Regions from separate parts of the Mus musculus genome. Here all the other regions are linked to region 2. Evidence: chromatin loops called from intact Hi-C (ENCODE). Cell type or tissue: left cerebral cortex. All regions are shown on one strand. Region 1 holds the start of Mterf3 (mitochondrial transcription termination factor 3). Region 2 holds the start of Zfp65 (zinc finger protein 65). Region 3 holds the start of Zfp273 (zinc finger protein 273).

Evidence for each region. Peaks named below come from ENCODE experiments on the same cell type or tissue, not always from the same donor. Only the 100,000 strongest peaks of a DNase experiment are listed, where the experiment ranks them.
Region 1: it touches region 2 in a loop (2.7-fold over the local background); 2 of 42 quality-filtered maps call a loop at or near these places.
Region 3: a loop joins it to region 2, with 2.0 times the contacts of the local background. A loop is called at or near these places in 8 of 42 quality-filtered maps.

What each region holds. Positions count from the first base shown.
Region 1 is chr13:66,929,487-66,937,486 of GRCm38, reverse strand. Mterf3 (mitochondrial transcription termination factor 3) reads left to right here and starts at 4,415. Exons shown (of 8, transcript NM_025547.4): 1 at 4,415-4,552; 2 at 7,264-7,602. The coding sequence starts at 7,284. It overlaps Ptdss1 (phosphatidylserine synthase 1), which reads right to left and starts at 4,657. Exons shown (of 13, transcript NM_008959.3): 1 at 3,801-4,657. The coding sequence starts at 3,979. In left cerebral cortex, a CTCF peak has its summit at 3,097; DNase peaks (open chromatin) are centred at 4,149, 4,433 and 4,672; H3K4me3 peaks cover 2,665 bases; H3K27ac peaks cover 1,543 bases.
Region 2 is chr13:67,726,416-67,734,415 of GRCm38, reverse strand. It overlaps Zfp65 (zinc finger protein 65), which reads left to right and starts at 5,243. Exons shown (of 4, transcript NM_145622.2): 1 at 5,243-5,355. The coding sequence starts at 5,350. It overlaps Zfp85os (zinc finger protein 85, opposite strand), which reads right to left and starts at 5,154. Exons shown (of 3, transcript NR_027969.1): 1 at 4,714-5,154. In left cerebral cortex, a CTCF peak has its summit at 4,746 (motif pointing left); DNase peaks (open chromatin) are centred at 4,797, 5,205 and 5,656; H3K4me3 peaks cover 1,498 bases; H3K27ac peaks cover 1,097 bases.
Region 3 is chr13:67,808,686-67,816,685 of GRCm38, reverse strand. Zfp273 (zinc finger protein 273) reads right to left here and starts at 2,870. Exons shown (of 4, transcript NM_198322.3): 1 at 2,790-2,870. The coding sequence starts at 2,795. All of the region lies in intron 2 of 4930525G20Rik (RIKEN cDNA 4930525G20 gene), which reads left to right. It also overlaps the pseudogene Gm9625. In left cerebral cortex, no CTCF peak of the experiment used is centred here; DNase peaks (open chromatin) are centred at 2,566, 2,836 and 3,587; H3K4me3 peaks cover 1,248 bases; H3K27ac peaks cover 1,236 bases.

The sequences.
Region 1 (8,000 bases), 800 kb after region 2:
AAAAACCACTAATCAAAAAACAAAGTAAACATCTATCCATTCCCCTGTCCCTTGCCTGTTCTCTTAGTTCTATATCTGGAGAAAACAAGGGCAAATGAATTAATAATCACACAGGTACAGCCATTTGCACTAAAACAATGTCATCTACACAGGGAACAATTTCTGTTGACAAGTGCTGCCAATTCACGGCAACCCTTTCAATCATGGGTAACAATGGCAGAAGCATGTGTGAGTTAAATTTTGGGTGTCATTTTCTTTTGTTTTTGAGACAGTCTTAGTATGTAGCCTTGGCTGGCTTGAAAGTCAGTATGTTAAATGACTCTATTTAAAATAGGGGAAGAGAAACAAGTTTCCTCCATTATAAGAGCCTCCTCGTAAGATTTCGGGGGTGAAATAAATAAAAGAAACCGTCCAAGAATATGCACTCAGTGACCATAAGAACTTCCCAACAGGTACTATTTCTGAACGGTTCTAGCATCTTCCAATAGCAACATCTTGTATTGAACCTCCCATCAATAAGAACCCTTGGGGTGATACTCAAACTAAAGAACTATCTAACAGAAGAACTCCTGAACAAATCCAACCTTACTTCAGACTTCTGTTTGCTGTATCAAATCCTTCACAATCTAAAACTCTTGCTGGGTATTCATAGCATATGATCTCACCCAGCACTGTTCTTACATTCTGGTAATACAACACCTTCCAAGTATTCTATTCTCTTAGCTAAGTAATCTTTGCGAAAGAAAAATTAAGCCATAGTTTTAAAAGTTTGATTGAAGGAATTGCACTGAACATTGTCTAACCATAAGTTTATATAAGTTTATATAATATACAAAAAGAGGTCATTACAAAAAGAGCATAGAGTAAAAACTCTTTAGTTGCGAAACCATTACTTTCAATCTTCATGAGACAGTCTTAGCTATCATTATAATATCCCACTTACACGGACCGTAAACTATTACAAAAATAGACACTAGTAACTCTTTAATTCTATTAATTATGCATCTGATTTTATGTAAAGTAAATGCAGGATTAGTTCATCAGTATGTGATTTCTTTATGAAATTAGCATAAGAAATAAAATTATTATAACTTTTGGAAAGCACCATAGCTCAAAGATCAGGTGATTTTTTTTTTAAATTACTTTTTCACAAGCTGCTAATATTTGTACTCGTTTTTTTATACTTCTCTGCCACAATGCTTCAACTAGACAGAATATGACCTAAAAAAGAAATTCCAGAACATTACTTTCTGAATTAGAAAAGAAAAAGCTGCTGGGTGTGGTGGTGCACGTCTTTGATCCCAGCACTCAGGAGGCAGAGGCAGGAGGCAGAGGCAGGCGGACGGATTTCTGAGTTCGAGGCCAGCCTGGTACACAGAGTTAGTTCCAGGACAGCCAGGGCTATACAGAGAAACCCTGTCTCGAAAAAAACCAAATAAATAAATAATTAATTAATTAATTAAAAGAAAAGAAAAGAAAAAGCTGTATTTTAAACAGCCTACAATAATTTTAAAGATACACTATTGAACAAATTATTCATTCTGCTTTTCATCATGTAAAATTAGTGTAATATGAAAATATATAAATAAAATAATAATAATATAGTTTTTGTCCTTTCAAAAGAACCCTTTCGCCACTCTGTCACTTCAAACCCACCTATTAGAGGAAGTTAAATAGAAGTTAATGTGAAATAAGCAGGTATGGTTATACAAGGCTCACTTTCTAATACCTCTACCTTCATTCTCAATTCCAGAACATACTGTATCTTCTCAGCAACAAATATAGTTTAGAAAGCTTTATCAAACAATGAAATGGTGCTTAACTCAGTGTCGTGCACTTAGCTAAGAAACAACTATCTTATGACAATCCTATGAGGTGTTAATACTGGTATTTTCATTTTGTGTACAGATGAGGAGACTGGGGACTAACAAATTAGGCAGTCATACAACTTTTATAGAGTAAAATCCACTGGCATGATGGGTAGTGGACAGTAACCATAATTAGGCTCAAGAGTGAGTTCTCTCCAAAGCTAGAAATGTGACTGGCTAGATGCTATAGGAAGACAGGTCTCGTCTGCAAAAGAGTGGCATACTTTACAACAATGGAAGTGGCACCCCTAGGTAAGAATAACTGTTACCTACTGTTTCTATGTTTGAAGTAATTTATACAAATCAACATCTGCAATTTAGTCTATGCTGTCTCATGTGTGGTCTATGTTGTACAGTGCTGTCTCATGTGTGGTCTATGTGGTACAGTGCTGTCTCATGTGTGGTCTATGTGGTACAGTGCTGTCTCATGTGTGGTCTATGTTGTACAATGCTGTCTCATGTAGCATGGCATGCCTCTGGCCTCCCCTTTACGACATACCAGACATTTCTTCAAAACTTATCTTCCCCAGACTTTGACTGATTACTGATAAAAATATCAGGAAAAGCTGGGTGTGGTGGTTCAAGCTTATACTCACAACACTGGGCTAAGGCAGGAGTAAGGGTTAAAGGGTAGCTTAAGCTATACAGTCTAATCCTATCACAAACAAAAAGAAGGGTAAACACTGAGGACACCATATACCAGGTATTCTACTCAACAGTGCACACACTCATTTAGTCTTCCTAATCCTGAAGTGATTACAAACTCTTTATTCATTTTATAGGCATGGACCCTCACACTGAGAACAAAGTTAAATAACTTCCCTAAAATCACAGCCAGTTTTGAAATCTTGGTTACTCTTGGAAGCCATAATGGTTTGGTGGATAGGGTATGACTCCCCTCTCTTTAAAAAATGTAATTCAGATAATATAAATTATAAGACAGAAATAGGGGTGTGTATGTTGTAGGATCCATTAGCTCCTTGGCTGAGGTCAAGGGGCCACAGATACAATAGCTTTGTAAGGTACGAAATACACAGCTATTAGAAGTGATCTGAACATGTGTGTATATTTTTAGGGGAATAAGAGAGCCATGTTATGTTGTGTGCATTTTATGTGTTTTGTTTAGTGTGGTTAGCATTCTCTAGTCTCTAGATAATACACAACTGCTTGCCACTATCCCCTTTCAGCCAGTATTTTAGAGATGCATGAGAGGGCAGGATGTGCCCCTTGTGGTCAGCGGTAGCCTATAGAGTACAGTACATTGGAAATGATGGGTATTGGCTTGTGCTTCATGGGAGGCATCCACTGGGATGTGTGTCAACAGCGACTGCTGATGCTGTGGCATTGAGGTGGTGTTTGAGACTGGGAGAAGAGTTACATTAGATGACTTTGGGAAATGTATATAAAAGGAAAAACAGTGTGGTGCACCTCACATGTACATTTGTGTGTGTGCCTGGTAATACTGAATGCCAGAGGATTTTTCTGTGTATGGTGTGTGTTTTATGTGTGTAGTGTGAGTTGAAGGAGGTTCAATCATGAAATGGTTCATGCCATTTGCTGGAGACAGACCACGGATGAGTGGTTAGAGATCAGAGCCTTCTGATAGTGACAGAGAACGATACAGAGCAAGGGGTGTGGATCACCCAGCTAGGTGACCTGCATGAGTTCCTGGTGTGGTCCGACGTAGTGAATGAGAAAGATGGGATTTGGACATGAGGGGTGGCAGGTGGAAAAGTAGGCGGAGAGGACTGTAAGCCACGCGGTAGGCAGAGGAGCTGTGTGGCCCTTGTGTCCCCGAGCTTGCACGCGTGGAACAGCTACTCACTTCCTTACCACCAGCCACACCTGGCCACCCTCCCCTCTACTGCTTCTCGGTCTGTCGTCTCTGTCCTCCTCTCCCCGGCGCTCCGCGCGACTCCAGGCCAGACTTACCTGGTGAAGGCGAAGTACATGAGGCTGATGATGGTGAAGCTGAGCAGGGTGATGGTGTGCGGCCGGTAGAAGAAGTCTATGGTGATGTCCTCCACTTGCTGCTCGTTGATCATGCGGAAATGCATCCTGTAGTTCACATCATCCTTGCTCAGAGTCCTGCTCCCCACGCAGGACGCCATAGTTCTTCTCCCCGTCCTGCCGCGGCCCCGGAGGCCCCGGCCCTAGAAGGCTGGGACCCCGGCAGCGACGGACCGCAGCAGCGAAGGTGCCTGACGCTGGGGCGGGGTCTGGCACCCTGAGAAGGGTGCTAGCCCAGGGAAGGACCCGCGCGCGAGGGCGGGGTCGCGGCGCCACCACCGCGTCCCGGAGCAGGGGGAGAAGGCAGCCTGAAGAAGCAGCCTAGTAGGGCGACATCGTAGAGCTCTCACCCTCCCCACATTACGGCGGAGTGACTGATCCTGGGAACGCGGCGACCAGCTCCAGGGCCTGCAAACCCCAGGCCAGCTCTGTCCCGGTCCCCCGCGGCGTCCCTTCCCGCGCCGCCGCAGATGGTCTCGCCCATTCGCAGCGCAGCCCACGTGGGGGGCGGTGCCGGCCTAGCGTGGCGAATCGCCGGCTTGCGAAGCTACGGTGCACCGTATCCCCGGCGTAGGTTGCACGGTCGCTGTGAAGCAGGAGCGCGAGACCGCCGCCCGGCCGGATTACTGTCCGGCCTACCTGTACCCAGCAGCGTCCGGGAGCCTCGCGGCTTGGTAGGTATCGGTGACCCGGAGAGGAGGTTCGGGCTCGATCGGTCGGTACCTAAACCTTGTGGTGGCAACGTCGCCGGGCTTGTTCATCAGCTTCAGACTAAGGCCCCGAGGATGTCCCGGCTTCCTGCGGAAGTCCTTCCCGGATAAAGCCGGTTGGTTAAAGAGTCTAAGGACTGCGGCTGCGCTGCCCAGAGGCCCTTTATTACGAAGTGCATCTTTCATCATCGGAGCTCGGGATTAGTTGTAAAGATTTTGAACCTAGAAAAGCCTGTTTCGGCTCTTGTTCCTATTCCTAACAACAAAACAAGAGTGCCCGGTAACCGCTGAGAGCTGGCGTACCCTACTAATGAACTTGAGAGATTTTAAGGATTTTTTTTTTTCTTTTGCCCTCTTAATGTACATACCGTAAGGCGTTATTCACGAGTGCACATCTTTACTCGTTTCTGAGTCCTTTGTGTCTTTATTTGTCCTGGACTCACTTCCACTCAACAAACTGGAACCCTCCAAACCTCTAGCTTGGTGCTGAAAAGACCCTGGGAAGGTGGGTCTCGAGAGGGGGCGGGACTGTGCTGTCCTTCTGCACAGACTATCAATCATTGACATTGCTGAGACAGCAAATTTATGTGAAAAGGAGTGCACTGGCAAGTAAAAGTGGAGGGTGAACATTATTAGTCTTTAGCACTCAGATCTTTGAATGCAAATAGAATTTAACAGAGTCTACTAAATGTGGAAAGGGTATTGAATTTGATTCTGGACAGACTCTAGAATGAAATTGGGGTTCTGGGAGCTGGTTTGTAAGTACCCTAGAGCCCTTATTGTAATCCCCAACATTATAAAAAGTACTTTGATGCTGAGAGTGGACCAGTGTTTTTTTCTAGAATAGCATACGTAAAAGCATGTGGAGAATAGTGTCTGAACCTCCATCATCGTGGGCTACAGTGACATATCCAGTCTTGACTGTCAGGACCCCCACTTGTAGATTGGACCTGCCTGGCTGTGCTGAAGTTTCTCTCGAAGCTTGGTCTTGTCTAGGTGGCACAACTTAGTTCCTACTTTAACTATTTTGGAGATGAGAGGGAGTTTGAGGGGAAAATTGGCAGGCTTGGAAGCCCCTTTCCAACTAAAGTTTAGCAAAAATTGCCTATTCCACAAGGTTATTGCCAACACCGCCTTCCTATACCACTTCAGAAGGAAAGATTTGCCCTTGTATTATTCTTAGCAAGCATCCCCCAACTATAACAAGAGATTAAACTCTCAAATGTTTCTTCCTATTCAGGACATAAAACTATCTGAATCCTCTGGCTAGAGAAACAGAACACAACGGCATAAGTAAGAGTTAATTGACAGTTACAGGTTTTTTGTCTGTTTAGTTGAGAATACTGCTGGCTAACATTTATTGAGCACTTTCCATTTATTCATTTATTTGAGCCGTGTCACACTTGTAGAACTTTGAGCAATCTTGCCTCAGGCTTCTGAGTGCTAGGATTACAGGCATGACCTCCCCACTCCACGCTCCTTTATAGTGATTATTTTAATTAATATTTAGGTATTGTACTCAGTTCTTTCTGCTGTTTTGGTTTTGGAGTTGGTTACTTGTTTGGGTTTTATTCTTTTTCTTTTCTTTTAGGCAGTCTCACTACATTGTTCCTGCTTGACTTGAGCTTTCAGTGCAACATCTGTGTCTCAGGAGGAGAATTCTAGGAGGCCTTCACTCCCGGCCCAGCTGCTCCCTATTTTGACCCTTTTTGTTTGAAAGACTTTTTTTTTTTCCAAGCATAATTTTACCAAACCAATTTTGTTCAAGTCTGTTTTGAAGAACTGGGTCTCAGACTCGGTCAACAGTTTCACTGTTTTATTTAGGAATGTGACTCATTTAAGACGGTGGTTTTCTTTTCATTTACCTTTTGACTAATTTATAACCATAAGATATATTTTAATAACTCAGTATTATAGTAATCTGCAACATATTTTCTAAATATACTTCAAACCATAGGTTTTTTGTTTGTTTGTTTGTTTTGTTTTGTTTTTTCGAGACAGGGTTTCTCTGTATAGCCCTGGCTGTCCTGGAACTCACTTTGTAGACCAGGCTGGCCTCGAACTCAGAAATCCACCTGCCTCTGCCTCCCAAGTGCTGGGATTAAAGGCTTGCGCCACCATGCCCAGCTGATAGTTTCCTTTTTTTTTTTTTTAAAGATTTATTTATTTATTTATTATATGTAAGTACACTGTAGCTGTCTTCAGACCCTCCAGAAGAGGGCATCAGATTTTGTTACGGACAGTTGTGAGCCACCATGTGGTTGCTGGGATTTGAACTCGGGACCTTCAGGAGAGTAGTCGGTGCTCTTAACTACTGAGCCATCTCGCCAGCCCATAGTTTCTTTTAAAAAGCAGATTAACAGTTGATTTGGTTGCATTGTAATTTGAGCATTTACAAAAAATTTTGCTTTAACGTCATTCTTTGTTTTTAAATTGTAAGGCATATCTTTATCTTTCCAGTTCAGAAATTCCTGTTTTGGTTGGTAACTGAGACTGCCTGTATTTTTGGCTTTTGATGTATTAGAAATTTTTGACTACCCCAGACATATTTATTTAAATCCTTTGTTTTTGAAAGTAATTTATTATCTATTTTTGTTTTTGCTGTTTGAATACTGTTTTAAATATGTGAGTAAATTAATCTTTCTTCTTTTGATGGGTGTGTTTTTCCTTTGTAGACTAAAATGTCAAAAAGAAAATGGCTCTGTTAGCCCAACAGTTACCCAGACGGTTCAACTCAGTTAAGTTGACTAGCTTCATTAAAGCCAAACAAGTCACCAAACGCTCTGCAAGAGCAGGAAAAGCCGTGTTGCCCGGCTTCTCAGCTCAGCCTCTGCTCTCCTCTGACACGAGCTTTCTCCGGCGGGGAATTAAGACTTACAGGACTTTGTTCTGGAATCGTTTCCATTCTGCCAGCACAAATAGGACAAAGAGTTCTGCCGAAAGCACTCTGCTTCCTTCAGTGGCTGAACAGCAGGAGAGGATACTTAGTCTTGAATCAGAGCTGCCTCTTGAAGGTAATTCCGGACATTGAGAAAAGCCCCCTTTTCACAGATAGTTTTGATCATACTACATAGTTAGACAGTACTCGTCCATTTCACATCCTGTTTTATACCAGGAAAAAAAAAAGGAACAATGTTGGTTCTATTCTTTTAGTTCTATTAAACTTTTTTAATAAGCTCCTAGGTTAATTGGTTTGTGTCAGATTTTTTTATAGCTAAGTGTGTAAGATGTTTGCTTTCTAAATATTCTGTTTTATAGCTTCTCTTGAAAAGTGTCCTTTTGGCATTAACTAGAGTTACTAGGGTTTAATTGTTATATGTATCTTTGGAATATACAGTTTCGACATAGTGACTTAACTGTGTAATAATGATTAAGTGGGAACAGTTATGTTACACCTCAGATTGCCCTTGAA
Region 2 (8,000 bases):
GATCTAGGAATGTAACAGGCAGTTAGCCGCAACTTCCAGACACTGCTTTCTTAGGCGTGAGAAAAGAAAGGGTTTAATATAAGGGATTTAATAATTAGGCAGATTGGCTACAGTCAGAAACTGTATTAGGCAGGCGGAAAATGTCCCAGAAGCAGAGAGAAATTTTAGGGATGCCCTGCTTTGTTCTCTCTGGGCCCTACAGCAGAAGTTCTCTGATGACATTTCTTTCTCCCCAGTCTGTATGATATGTCAGTGACCATGAGAAGAAATTAGAAAGAATTGAACAGGAGTCAAACACATAAGCAAGGAACCCAGATTCTCATTACATTGTCATTTTATGTTACACAGTTATCTGTCATAGTGTCCTCCATAGTCATTATCTTACATAGAAATGTTGATGTGAAAGGTGTCTGGTCCCATGCCAATTCTAAGTCTGTTTTCCCTTGTTCTCCTCTTTCCAGAATCTATGTAAAAATAAGCCAGATGGATCAGGGTGCAGGTCCTCACGCTTTACTGAGTACACTCCATGTACTGGTGCTGAAAGATCCTGACAGAATGTAAAAGGTCATAGAAGCCCTGAAATTGGCAAAACAGATTTTATTGTTAGTAGATGTAGCTTCACTGATCTAGAAAAATAGAGGTGCACAATGCTCTGGTGGCTCCTTGAACCCATGTGTATGCCAATGTTCTGGCCATTCCTTGAACTCAGGTGTGTGCCCTCTGCTGCACCTCACTGCCAGGTGTTTGTGATATTGGTTGCTGGGATAGAGTCGGAAAATCTCCCCAGCAACCACAGCTGAGGCCAATCCGGAGTTACTACACCTGCATTAGACTCTTTCCTTGTTTCCCTCCCATTCCCATTTCTTGAGAAACATTGTTTAGATCTGGAAATCCCCTACTTCCCCCTTTTTCTTCCCCCCCTGAGGGCCTATAAAAACTGGGACCCCTTTCCCCTTAGGATCGACTCCTCTACCCCTGTGTGGAATACGAGTCATCCCCAGAGCTCTGGCTTTCCCTGAATAAAGCCTCCTGTGGTTTGCATCAAGCTTGGTCTCTCGTGAGTTCTTGGGGGTCCGCTATTATACCAAGACTTGAGTGAGGGTCTCCCTTCGGAGGTCTTTCAGTGCTTTAAGACACAGAAAGATGTATGGACTCTTTAAAATGAACAGATTCGTGTAATCATCAAATGTACAGAGCAAAGCATGTGACGTTTATGTTCAAACTAAAATTATAATTACATCATGTTTCCAAAGTCATTCTATATGTGTTCTAACATGTTTTTTCATGCTGTATTCCACTTTCTCAGTCGTAATGTTACGGAACTTTTGGGAAGAGTTAATTATTCAGAGACTGTGGCCCATCAACTTTTAAAGCTTTATAAAAGCAAAGTAACATTTAAAGTAACTCATGAAGTGACTTTCAAAGAAATTTAGGGGAAATTAATTGGATTTTTCCTTTTCTTAAATTAACCACTGAGGAGCTTAAGTCTTATTTGACATACTTAAAGGTGACTCTAACCCCCAACCTTCTCACTTCTGAACTGAGGAAGCAAAAATGCATTAATAATTATGGAACAGGCTATTAATAAATGTAGCCGCCTATGGCCATGTGAACTGGGCTCCCCGGAAAGGCGGGCTGGGGCTGAAAGAGATCAGACAGCGAAAAGAGCAAGGCCAAGACAAACCTTTCTGTTCAAAGCCTCTGAAGTTTACTGAGAGTCCGTGCTTATAAATAGTGTAGGCCCATCCCCCGCCAGCCCATTCTTGGTGCCTGGAGCCAGCCCTTAGGAGATCTCCGGAATATCTCAAGGACCTTTCAGCAGGAAGCAGAGCCTTGTAAAAAAGCAAATAGAGCCATCAAGGTCAGAAGGCTCTACCCTAGGTAATCTCCTTCTTAGTGGCAACAAGGTCAAAGTATGGATCAGCCTGCTTCAAGGCTGAGGGAGGCTACAAATAAACAACAACTACAGAGGATAAAACTTGATGATGTGAGCCGGGCGTGGTGCTGCACGCCTTTAATCCCAGCACTCAGGAGGCAGAGGAAGGCAGATGTCTGAGTTCGAGGCCAGCCTGGTCTACAGAGTGAGTTCCAGGACAGCCAAGGCTACACAGAGAAACCCTGTCTCAAAAAACCAAAAACCCAACCAACCAACCAAACAAACAAACAATCCCAAAACTTGATGATGCATGGGGCTTTATAGTACTGACTACTGTTCATACCCCTACAGGAGGGTTATGGCAAGATGGTCCTTTGGAGTCTATCCATCAACCTGTCACTCCTAGATTACTCTGGTGACTCACATGATTTCCAAAGGGTTCAGGTGCAGTAAGGAAGTAATGGGTATAACAATGAACAACTGACTGAAGTTCTTTTACATTCAGAAGATTGGCAGATTGTGTGAATTAGCTTTACAGGCCAGAGTTTACACCATTTGTCCAGTCATCCTTTGTTATGATTTTTGAAAACTCTATGGATTACCTTTCCATTTTAGTATTCTGTTGATCACTTGCCCAGTGCAGCTTTAGCTTTTACTGACGGATCTGCAAAAGGCAAGCCTGTAGCTATCACTGAAAGAACCTAGTGGGGAAACCCACACTCTGTTCATGATTCGGCGTGGAACCAAAAATCACGAAAATGACCGTCTTGATGTAAACACACGAAGTAGTTTAATGACGGAGCTCAGGACTGACATGCATCTCACACAGGAGGTAACAGATATTGGCCACTAGGCTCGAAAGCTAGAGGTTTTTGTAGAAAAAGGGTCTGGAACTGGGGGAGGAATCGGCGCAGTTACACACAAATGGGCAATTTAAACATCAGAGACCAGTATGTGATAGTAACTCTAAAGGGAAGGTGTTTATCTTGGTCGGCAGGACATCTGGCTAAAACCCAAACCATATCAGCAGGTGGTCCATTACTATCTTTAGCTTGTCCAGAGATTGTCCTTTCGTGCCTTTCTTATCTCAATGGATAGTTGGTTCCTGGGATGACTTTACAGCCTTTGTTCTTTGCTCTAAGCCCAAAAAAGCCCTCCTAACTAGCAAGCCACATGAGACATGGACCTTGAATAAACTTTCTGGCTAGGGCTTTAAACTCTTGAATTTAGTTTTCTTTCTTTCATCATTAGTGGAACCCCCTGAAACTCCTGCACTAATCGCTGTGATTTTTGCCTTTACTAAGTTGCAAAGCTGTCCTTTTAATCTCTACTTTGATTCACAATATGTAGTTAATCTTTTCCCAGCTATTGAAACCGCTACTCTGGTTCTAAACAAAGCTACCATATCTTCACTTTTATTTAAGTTACAACTTTTATTTCAAAACAGAACCTCCCTGTGTTTTTTATAAGTCATTTATGGACACGCATTTATCTGGGCCCTTGACAGAAGGCAATTGGCTAGCTGATCTTGCTATACAACCTTATATTTGTACAGCTTAGAGCAAGCAGAAGCATTATGCTATCAAGTAGTTTAACAAGACAGGCTGTCAGGCAAGAGCCATTTGTCCAGAAACCCATCATTCTTTGCCTACGGGAGTTAATCTCAGAGGACTCAGACCTAAGGATCTCTGGCAAATGGACATTATGAATGTTCCTTCTTTTAGCATACGTTCTTTTGTCCACGTTTGTGCAGGAACCTTCTCTCATGCCATAGTCACCTGGGCAAGGACAGTATTATTAGAAAACAAACTCATGCTCTGTAAGAATATTACCTACTCTCAACTACATAACAATCTCCTTCGCTTACTGTAAGTGAACATAGATTTTAGAGGAATTTGGTCAAATCTCACAGCTAATCCAGAATGTTTGTATGGGTGAAACTAAAATAATCAAGTTTTTATAAAATGATAGTATGTCTGATAAAGTTGAAACTGCCAACATGGTCTAAGGAAACATATAAGGCCTGAGAATCAGACTGTGGTAAACTCTCCCTAAGTATGCCTGGGCCCCTAATATCATGCTAAATGGGGCTTCCTGTATGTTCAGTTAGGTTCTGCATGTTCGTTTTGTTCCTATACCATATTAGTTCCTCCTCTTCCTCTTGAATTAACCAATCCCACTAGGAGGAAATGGAAACTGCAGAACAGTTGAGGGTGAATGCTGCATCCTCACAGATCAGCACCTCCCAGAGGAGTCAGTGCCCTCTCAGGTAGGTTTACATGTAACAGACACAAACATACATGCACACACACGCACATGCACATGTACACTGGAATCCTAGACATGTCCAGAAATGCTAAGGCCTTATGGTTGATGACAGTGCCCTTCACTGCAGCATTCAGGAGGAGTACAGACTAGTCATGACCTCATTCTAAACAGACATGCCAATCAAGTGTTCAGGTGAATGTACTGCTTGACTCTAGTTTCTCTAAGTGGAGCTGTATCCCTGGGTTAACACACTGCCTGGAATACAAGAATTGATAGGAACTTCACATAGTCTCTGTTCTGAATCAGTTTCCCTGTGAATCAGAATGCATCACAGAAACATGAAATCTTCCTTGTGATGGATGGGGTTCATACCTTTGTCTCAAGCATGAACTGCACAGGAATAAACTTTCCTAAAGAAGTGAGGGAAGTTCAAGACAGATACCAAATATTAAATAGTCTGAAACATGAATGATGGCATGATCAGGAGAGAGAGGAAATTCTATAAGGAACATCAAAGGGAACAAGGGAAATCCTATAGTGCACAGTGTACCAAAAGTCAGTAGACTCACCAGTGTGATCCCAGGAGCTCTGCGCCTCCTGCTGGGAGATGGGGAGGAGGAAAGCCTGTGCTCAGAGAACACCCGGTGGTGACTAGTTTTGATTTCCTGTTCTTCTGTCTTAAGCACCTGAGATGCTGCATGTCAGGCGGGATCACCAAGCGTGGTTTCATTAAAGAAATGCTCAGTCCTACATTACCTTCCTGCTTCCTTATTTTTAAGTAAAGCAGACCATGAAAGCATGATTTCCCATGTGTTAGTATGATTTCATAAGTAGATTTGAGCTTTAAAATCACGTTTTAGCAGAAATAACTAGCATGTATAATTAACATTACTGAGAAAGGCTCGACTCACAGGCTAACATCCCTTGCTGAGACCACAGCACTTCAAAAGAGCCCGAATGCCCTGTGGCTGCCCATGTGCCTGTTTCTTTCCAATTTCACTTGCTCACACTTAGGCAGGTACCCAGGCAGTGCACCGAACTCCTTTGGTGTGTTCCTGGAAGTCCTTTACACTGATTTGTGGGAGATGTAGTCCCAACAATTATGACGACTCCAGAAGGGGCCGTTGGTACCAAACTTCCGGATTCGTTCTTAAACCTTGCTTCTCCCCAAAGTTAATCGAGTGTCTTGGGTTTGGATCCCTGACATGGAGGTTGGTGCAGGGAGCAGTGCGGTCGTACAGATCTGAGGGACTGTGCAGGATGGCGGGTCAGGCGCGGAGGGAGCTGGCTCAGGCTGGTTGGGAGACGGGGGGGGGGGGGGGGCGGGGGGCGAGGGGGCCGCCGACCTGGAGGTACTGTGTTGACCTAGGATGGGCCACTGCCCCTAGGAGCAGGATTGGCCGGGAAGAATGTTAGAGACAAGGGGATGGCAAGGGCAGGCTGGGTCTGCTGACTGCCTGTGCGGAGATGCTGAAGGGAGCATTCTACTTTGCTCTGCCTAGCTGACCCTTACTCATGTGATTGTAGTCTGAGTCCCAGCACTTACAGAACTTCCGGAAGTTCCAGGGACAGAGAGTCTTGTGAGGGCGACTGTTGTGTGGGATGTTAGTTTCTTTTCTTTTGGAATGAATTGTTAGATTTATGGATGCCTCGGGTTGAGTAGGAATTCCTAATGTACACCTCTGTGACCTGAGTCGTCACAATACAAGGCTATGTAGCTACAGAATAATCTTGGAATTGTTTTGAACTTATGTTGGCACAATCCAAATAATTATGGATTTTACACTTAAGCTTAAAATCACTAGACAGCAGTGCCCCAATAATACTATCTGAGTATATTTATTTTTTCAAAATTTGGACTGCATTTCTGATAGGATAGTACACTTGTGTGATGAGAGAAAGATCGCAGGGAGGGGCTGGAATGCCTGAAAGGGAAGGGAGAAAATATCTCTGCTAATAGGCCAGGCTCTGAACATTGTTCTCTTACCACATGATTTACTTCTGTCTGTTCACATTATCAGCAGTGACTAATCTCTTCTAAAAGTACTCTGTCCCTCAATGTGGCTTTCTGGTTTACTGATGCTTCCTGGATAGTTCTAGAAAGGATTCCCCAAGTTTTTGTACTGTCTTTGAGAGACTGTAAGATAAATTTCAAAAGCTGTAGCACACTTGGGGGTCTTAAGGTTTACACATAGTAGGTTCCTGTTCATGCAAAATGCACAGTTCTCCTCTTGAAGGGTTAAGAGAATAGTTTAGCCCAGAGCCATTTAATTGGCCATGATCTGAGAAGACAGATTTAGTTTAGTGAAAATTCCATACTCCAACTTGGAAGCAGTTTCATGGTTTTACAGAACAAATAATGTCATTAGCCAAGTAAATTTTAAAATACATTGATGTGAGTCTGATAGAGGTATGTACTGTGAGACATGGGAGATGTTCTATTCACCAAAGATACCATTTGATGAGATTTTAGCTTTTGGACTGATAGAAGCTCATGTTCTGCCTAGTCAGTGGATTCTGGGAGTTTCTTTTAAACTATTGTCACAAGCTGTGTGGTCCACTACAGAGTAAGGTAATGACTGCCCTTGAAGAGAAAACCAGCCCAAGGTAAGGCAGCCAACCCTGAACCTGCAGAATTCCAGGCTCTGCCCCTCCGTGAACTTCCACATGGGCCACCAGTCTCTGCACACACAGACCCCTTACAAGAGTTTTGCATTCACAGTCAGACACTCATTTTTTTTTTTTGTTTTTGTGTTTGCTTTTTCAGGGTTTCTCCTCCACAGCCCCTCCCCCTATCTCAGGTGATCTTGCTTATATTGTCACTCTTCAGTCAAATCAAGAATTAGTGAGCCTGGCTCATGGCATTGAAGCTGACTCTAAGGAAGTATGGGCTTCAGACAACTCCGTCCTATCTACTGGGATTTTCAATGAGTTTGCAACCCTATCTAGATTAATAGACATTTCCTAGTTAATGTTGCTAATCTTTAGGAAAAATATAGGAGTATGTGAAGTCAGAATCCTGCCTTGTACATCAAAACACATTCCTTACAATGTATTGATGGTACAGCAACATGGGCCTTTATATATATATATATATATATATATATATATATATATATATATAATTATCAAATTGAGAATTGTTCTTTAAAGATCTGTAAAGAATTACGTGGGAATTTTGGTGAGAAGTGCATTGAATTTGTAGGTTGATTTTGCTAAGACGGCCATTTTCATTGTTAAGCGTACTTACCCTTGTGCATAGGGAACCTTTCTATCTTATGATATCTTGTAGTATACTAAGGGCAAATGCCAGCATGATCTTTTATATTGTTGTTGTTGTTGTTTTTTTTTTTAATGAAATCTAGTCATATGGTTTTTAGGAAAAAAATACAGGCATGACCACCAGTCAGCCACATGCTGCAAAAGTGATTGTTGTTTTATTAGTTTTGTGTGTCTGACTTAAAACAGCTTCCTTTATTTTTTTCCATTATGAAACAGCTCTATATTCCTTAACCCAAATACATTATTTTTCTTTATATTCTTCTTTTTGGTAATTTTGAGGTCATCTTAATGTGGTTACAAGTGCATGTCTTTAGTTTGAATGAGTTTTTAGTGACATCATAAAAGTAAAAGACTTAGGGAATTGCGGTACAGTTTCTCTCTGTTTTGCTCCTCAATTCACTGCTTAATTTGTGATATTATTCAGTGATGTTACAGCACGCAATATGGTCATTAGTGAAAACATGGATGATGTTAGATTTGTGAGCACAGAACAAAGAGAGGAAAGGCAGGAAAGAGGCTGATAACAACAGATGAGGATGCTTGTTAGTACACACAGAGACGGGCAGCGACTCTC
Region 3 (8,000 bases), 82 kb before region 2:
AGGCAGAGCCACATGGCTGAAGCTGTGGGAGTTCTGCTGCTTGCAGGAACTAGAACATGACCTGCGTGTACTATTACATTGTCACTGGCTTTCTGTTTCCCAAATCCTTCACTGCCTAAACTTGACTATCCTGGATCTTGTTCTGTAGGTTGACCTTGAATGCAGAGATCATTGTGCCTGTCTCCTGGGATTAAAAGTGTGTACCACCATGCCTGGACCTAAATTTAGCTGGGTAGGATCTTGCCCCAAAGTCCCACTCCCTTAATCTGTTATTTCCTAGAACACAGGATTTTGCTCCATTTCACTTCCTGGTACCCCTTAATACTCGAACCATATATTTTATATTTTTCCTTTCTAAGTTTGCTATGCTTGTTCAAACTTCTCTTTGTGAGACTTAACCAGAGAACAAAGTCTCTGCTGGACTTTTTTGAAACTTCCTTTGTCAATGCAATTAATGCAATTAATCCAAGTCTCTTCACCTTAGCCTCAGGCAGACTTTTCAGACAAGGGCAAAAAGTAGCCACATTCTTCACCAAAATACCACAAAAACAGTCTTTATGCCACATACTGAAATACTTCTCCTTTGAAATCTCTTGGGCCAGGTCAACACAGTTCAAATTACTCACAGCAACAAAGTCTTCCATATTCCTACCATAATGATCCATTAAGCCCCATTTAAAGCAATCCACTCTGTTCCAAATCCAAAGTCCCAAAATCCACATTCTTTTAAATAAAAGCATGGTCAGGCCTATCACAGCAATACCCCACTCCTGGTACCAACTTCTGTCTTAGGGTTTTACTGCTGTGATCAGACACCATGACCAAGGCAAGTCTTATAAAAACAACATTTACTTGGGGCTGGCCTACAGGTTCAGAGGTTCAGTTCATAATCATCAAGGTGGGAGCATGGCAGTATCCAGGCAGGCATGGCACAGGCAGAGCTGAGAGTTCTACATCTTCATCCAAAGGTTGCGGGTGGAAGACTGACTTCCAGGCAACTAGAGTGAGTGTCTTAAGCCCACACCCACAGTGACACACCTACTCCAACCAGGTCACACCTATTCCAACAAGGCCACACCTCCAAATGGTGCCACTCCCTGATCCAAGAATATACAAATGATGACAGTGGCATTGACTAGAATGTGTCCATATTATTTTAATATAGTTAGATAATACATAGAGGGCTGGTGAGATGGCTCAGTGGGTAAGAGTACCTGACTGCTCTTCCGATGGTCCGAAGTTCAAATCCCAGCAACCACATGGTGGCTCACAACCATATATAATGAGATCTGACTCTCTCTTCTGGAGTGTATGAAGACAGCTACAGTGTACTTACATATAATAAAAATAAATACATCTTAAAAAAATACATAGAAAATACTAGTATTTACGATAATGTAGTTTAAACCCATGCTTCTTAGGTATAGATTTTAATGCTGTAAGTCAGTCTCCAGCATACAAATCAATTTGACTGGTGTGGCAAAAACAGCACAAATGGCAGGGTGAGGAGACACGTGTATACAAAGGACGGGATGAGCAGCCAGCTGTTTACAATCACAGTTCCATGAGTGAGCCACAGCTCTTCAACTTCATCTCTCAATCTTTCCACAAGAAAACAAATTTCTTACATCGCAGTCTCTGGTGCAATTTTATGAGTTAATATCTTCTAGTATTTTCCAGTCTGTACTATAGGATCAGTGATAGCTGGGAAGGTACAAAGCTCAGAGCGCCCCCTCTATGAGGTTTTGGTTTTGGTTTTGTTTTTTTGTTTTTTGTTTTTTGTTTTTTTTGTTTTTGTTTTTGTTTTTTGTTTTTTTTTTGCCTCATACAGGTGTGTGAATGTGAGGGTTCTGTCACAGTGGGTAAAGGAGTGATTCCTATCCAAAGTGAGCCGCCCTGAAAACTAACAATTTATCACAAAGAAAACGGGACGAACATCCCATACACCAAACTCCCCCGCAGAACTCCCTGTCCTGGAAACTATGAGCCACACGAACTCAAAACCAGAGTCCTGGGCCTGTCATAGAATATGGGAGGGCTCAGAAAAACCCACTTGCTCTAGATTTCCTGAGGGATCTGACAATAGCAATGTGAAAGCTAGTAACAGCAAGCTTCCCCAGCCAAGGGGCTGTGTGCGCTCTCATCATAGCCTGCTTCCGCACGATCAGCCAAGCCACCCTGCTCTAGCCATGTGGTGTGTCTCAGTGTAGCTCCTTGCTCCATTATCATAAGGTAAAATTGTGTCAATGTGCATTTTCCCTCCTGCCATACGATTCTAGGTACACCTGAGCTTTTAAAGTCACAACATATCGATCAAAGTAAGACGTAAACTCAATACACAGTGACATTGAAAGGTGGAATCATATTCCTACAACAACCTCTTTAAATCTGGTATTTTAAAAGTAGCCTAAAGGTATTGAAAAGCCTTGGGCAATAGCGCTCTTTTGGAGATCTTCGCATAGACTTGTGGGAAATGCAGTCCCTCTAATCATGACGTCACTAGACAGGATTCAAGCTTTCCGATCTCCATTCTTGCACTAGCAGGCCACCTCTCAGGTCCCTGAAACACATGATTGACTCTGGCAGTCGCTCCGTCCTAACAGAGCATTCGCTCCTGGCACCGTGCGTGCGCCCCACCCCTGCACTCTGGCCAAGCCTAGATCTGCATTGCACATCCAAGTGGGCTTCTCTCCGCCTCCCGCCCAGCCCTCACCGGCTCCCTGCACGCCGGACCCGCCCAACCTCAGAGTTCATGAGGTTTGCAAGTCTAGGCTGCACCCGGGACCAACCTCCATGTTAAGCGCGAAGAACAAGCCACACTGTCCGAACTTTGAGAACGCCGCAGAGTTTGGAGAATCACAAATGCAAAATGAACCCGGAAGCACAGAGAGCAGAGTCCTGTCTAGCGGGGTCATGCAGAGAGAAACTACATTTCCCAGAAGTCTATGCGAAGGACTGCCCTGAACCAAAGAAGTCAGAGGGTTTATAGGTCATGGATTGTATTTAACTGGAATTAGGCTCCTTTAAAAATCCCAAATTTACAAAGGGCAATTTGCGAATATGAGTGCAGCCTTTTACAGTAATGTGTATTAAGTTTACTTCTTACTCTGATCAATGCTGTGTCTTAAAAAGCTCAGGGGTTTGAGACAGAAGAATCACAAGTCTATGTCCCAAATTACACACTACCAAAAGAGATGGGGGGCTACTCACTGGTGAAGCACTTGCCTGGAGTAAAGGAGGCCTAGGTTTAACATCCATTATGACACTAAATCAAAGAGGAGAACAAAAACAAAAAACAGAACAATTTTGGTGTGTACACTGAAATCCACAGTTTGGGGCGGATATGGGCTAGGAAACACAGATATCTCTTACCGATAAGCCCCAGAAACCCTTTGAGATTTTCTTCTGTCCTTAGTCCCTTGTCCACACGTTCCTCAATTAATCCGTGTAAACAATTTAATATTTGAGAGAGCTGTGCCAGAGCTTTACCGGATTCTCTTTCACAATCTCACACAACTATTCACCACCAGATGTTCTTCCAGCTCCTGGCTCTACTCTCAATGGGAGGAAAACTGATCTTGGGCTCAATATGGCCAGTGAACTGACTCTTGACACACTATTCATCACTCATCATAGGATTTCTATCATAAGAGATTGCCGCGGAGCACCACAGTCAAGTATGAGGGTCCCTGGAATGAGGGTCCTTGAAGCTAGGTGGATAAGGTTTTGACAGTGACAAATAGAAACAAACACATAGGCAGTTTGAATCTGAGTGTATTCTGCAGCTCTCAAGCAGGAGATATTATACATTAAAAAACTAAACATTACATCTCTTAGAAACTACATCCAAATGAAACATTCACAGATACCAACAAAAATCATTTGGCACAGTAAAGTAGAAAAATCATCCAAGCATTACAACTCTGAAACCATGTATTCAGTGCATTGCAAACAGAACAGGTAACATCATCATAAATCATCAAAATATAACAATTCTAAAAGGATGTATCCAGTGGGGGCTGCCGTCCAAAGCTAGTGGCATATTTCTAGGAGCAGGTTAATAAATCTTTAATGATCAGTGCTAAACTAACTTTCCAGCCCCATGGAATTATTTAACATCTAGTGCCTGATTTTTTATAATCTTCAGTGTATAAATTTAAACTACTTTAATTCTTCCTAATTAAGGCTTTCTTTAACATATACCAAAATCCACCTCCGATGACACATGTGTAGCCATATGAAATTTTATTGTTGGGAAAGTTTTTATCATAATAATTTTGTAAATGATTTAGAAAGTAAAGTGTTGGTTTCCCTGGGGTTAAGGTCATGTTAGTGGCCCAATCTCTAGGGATTATTTCTTACCCATTATTCTCACTTAAGATCTTGGCCTAGGCTACCAGGAACATATAAATAAGAAAAGGAATAAGAGAAAACAAAACAGATAGATTGACATGAGAACTACGACTCAAAATTTTTTCTCTGGTGAAGAGTTCAACAACTGGTTCCAGGAGGCCTCCCCCTTTTGAGGTCAATTGCCTTAGTCTGTGGAACTTGTAACACAGATCCTACTGGAGGTGGTGTGGCAAGAGGTCTGCTCTCCCAAAATGCCACCTGAACCTCCCTCACACTCCTTGCTGGCTAGTGAGACCAGCCTGGCCTGACTCAGTGTAGGGTAACATGGAGCAACTGAGACTGCAATGCTGAAGACAGAGGTGGATCCAGCTGCAGCAGCAGAGGCAGAGGAAATGACTCCCCCTTCCTGCTCCCATTCTCTCACTTTTGCTTGAACCCTTGCACCCAGCAGGGTGACCTCTGTGGAAAGACTACAGTACACAAGCCCACAGACTACCATATGCAACTCTAAAAAAAAATAAACCCTTTCCTCCACAACTTGATTTATGGTCATGGTATTTCATCACAGCAATAGTAACCCTAACAAGGGCACTTACCATATGACTCAGCTGTACCAGTTCTTAGCAAATGCCCAGAAGAGCCTCCAGTGTGCTTCACAGACACTTGCTCAGCCACGACCATTGCTGCTCTACTTAGTAAATATTAACATTCCAAATGTCCTTCAATAGATTAATTGGTAATAAAAATATGGTCCATATGTGAAATGGAATGTTATTCAGCTGGAAAGAAAAATCAATAATAAAATTTTCAGATAAATAGAACTGGGAAAGAGTAATTGTACTGAGCAAGGTAACTCAAACCAAGAAAGACAAATATCATATGTTCTCTCTGCAGTTGCTAATTCCAGATGTTCAGATGTGAGTACAATCACTGGACTGACTACAGAAATTAGGAAAGTTAAAAGGAACCATTTCCAAGGCCCAGGAGGGGCAGGAGGCAACAGAGAGAATAGCAGGATATAAGTGATCTGATGGGGAATGTGGACTCTTTTTTTTTTTTTTTTTTAAGAGAAGTAAGCCTTTATTTCCATCTTTCTCAAATTAAGCAGGCTGACTTGGTTGCTTTGGCGGGATTAGTCAAAGAGACCAAATCCCATATCCTCATCTGATTCCTCCGACTCTTCCTTTGCTTCAGCTTTGGCAGGGGCTGCAGCAGCCGCAGGGGCAGCAGTGGTAGGCAGCAGCCACAGGGGCAGCAGCCTCAAATGCAGATGGATCAGCCAGGAAGGCCTTGACCTTTTCAGCAAGTGGGAAGGTGTACTCAGTCTCCACAGACAATGCCAGGACGCGCTTGTACCCATTGATGATGGAGTGTGGCACCGAGGCAACAGTCGGGTACCCCATCTGCAGACACACACTGGCCACGTTGCGGACACCCTCCAGGAAGCGAGAGTGCAGGGCCTGCTCTGTGATGTCGAGCACTTCCGGGTTATAAATGCTGTCGTTGTCAAACACCTGCTGGATGATCAGCCCGAAGGAGAAGGGGGAGATGTTCAGCATGTTCAGCAGTGTGGCCTCGCTGGCTCCCACCTTGTCTCCAGTCTTTATCAGCTGCACATCACTCAGAATTTCAATGGTGCCTCTGGAGATTTTCGTGGTGATGCCCAAAGCCTGGAAGAAGGAGGTCTTCTCGGGCCCCAGACCAGTGTTCTGAGCTGGCACAGTGACCTCACACGGGGCGATGGCACCAGCCCGAGCAGCAGCTGGCACCTTATTGGCCAACAGTATATCCCGAATCTCAGTGAAGTCCTCCTTGGTGAACACGAAGCCCATGTTCCTCCGGATGTGAGGCAGCAGTTTCTCTAGAGCTGGGTTGTTCTCCAGGTGGCCCCCGATGGCCTTGCGCATCATGGTGTTCTTGCCCATCAGCACCACGGCCTTCCCTCGGAGGGACATGCAGATCTGCTGCATCTGCTTGGAGCCCACATTGTCTGCTCCCACAATGAAGCATTTTGGGTAATCATCCAAAAGTTGGATGATCTTGAGGAAGTAGTTGGACTTCCAGGTCGCCCTGTCTTCCCTGGGCATCACGGCGGTGCGTCAGGGATTGCCACGCGGGGTTTAAAGACGATGTCACTCCAACGAGGACACCTGGCGAGAGAGTGGATAATTAGGGGGAGAGGTCAATAAATACACATGGGAGCCCATAGGATACCAGTAAGGAAATCTGAAAACATCTTAAAACATCATACTATTAACCATCTACTTTACAATATCTGTAATATACATAAGTTCATGCATAAGTACAAAATAGTTTTTAAAGGAAAAATTTCCCATCTGAGCTAATGCTGCTTCAAAAACCGAAGACCATCTAACATAACCTTAACACTACGGACAGGAATCCCTCTTTTGACTTATTGGTCAAAGTTGTATTGGCTGGTTTTATGTGTTAACATGACATGAGATAGAGTCCTCAGATAGCAAGGAGCCTTAGTTGAAGAAACACCTCCATGAAATCCTGCTGTAAGGCATTTTCACAATTGGTGATCAATGGTGGAAGACCCCAGTCCATGGTGAATGGTGCCATCTCTGAGATGGTAGTCCTGGGTTCTATAGGAAAGCATGCTGAGCAAGCCATGGAGAGCAAGCCAGAAAGCAACACCCTTCCATGGTAAGTAAGTCCCTATTGCAATAGACATCATGCACTTAAATACACAAGGCCAAGAGACCTCTAACATAGAACTAACCTGAATGCCTCCTCCCTTTGGACTACCTTTAATGGTAACAGAAGGCATCATGCAAGTTTCCAAAGAGAAGGTGCAACCAATAGTCATATGTAGGTATGATGCCTATAAACTACAACAGTGAAGAGCAAGACAAAAACCCCACAGTTTGTAGTAGTAACACACACAACTCAGTGCTAATCAACAAATATAATTAGACTTAAGACTTTAATAAGAGGGAAATTATGCCTGCTGTTGGAAACCTAGCCAACTACTCAGTAAATCCATGGATCTTGGAGGAGAACCTACAACCTACACTTGTCTAAATCACCATAATCTCTAACTACATTCTAAATATATGTCCTTCTACCAACCGGGAATTATAGTCATCACCCACCATCAAGGAAAGTTCTCTTTGTGGCAGACAGAAAAACAGGATCAAAATGCAGAATTGTGGAATTCAGTCCCAATGGATACACTATAAAATAACTCTCATTCCTAAGGCTATCATTATGGAGGAGGCAGCAGAAAGATTGTGGATCCTTTCTTAGGAATATCAGATGCTACAGTACAAGGCCTCAAGAAGACTGCTTAAACATGTCCTGATCAAGGACACCATCAGACATGCTGACATGGATAAGAAAACACTCATGAGACCTCAACCCTACAGAAAGAACAATAGGTAACTATGTGTCTTAGGGTTTCTATTCCTGGACAAAACATCATGACCAAGAAGCAAGTTGGGGAGGAAAGTCTTTATTCAGCTTATGCTTCCATACTGCTGTTCATCACCAAAGGATGTCAGGACTGGAACTCAAGCAGGTCAGAAAGCAGGAGCTGATGCAGAGGCCATGGAGGGATGTTACTTACTGGCTTGCTTTCCCTGGCTTGCTCAGCCTGCTCTCTTATAGAACCCAAGACTGCC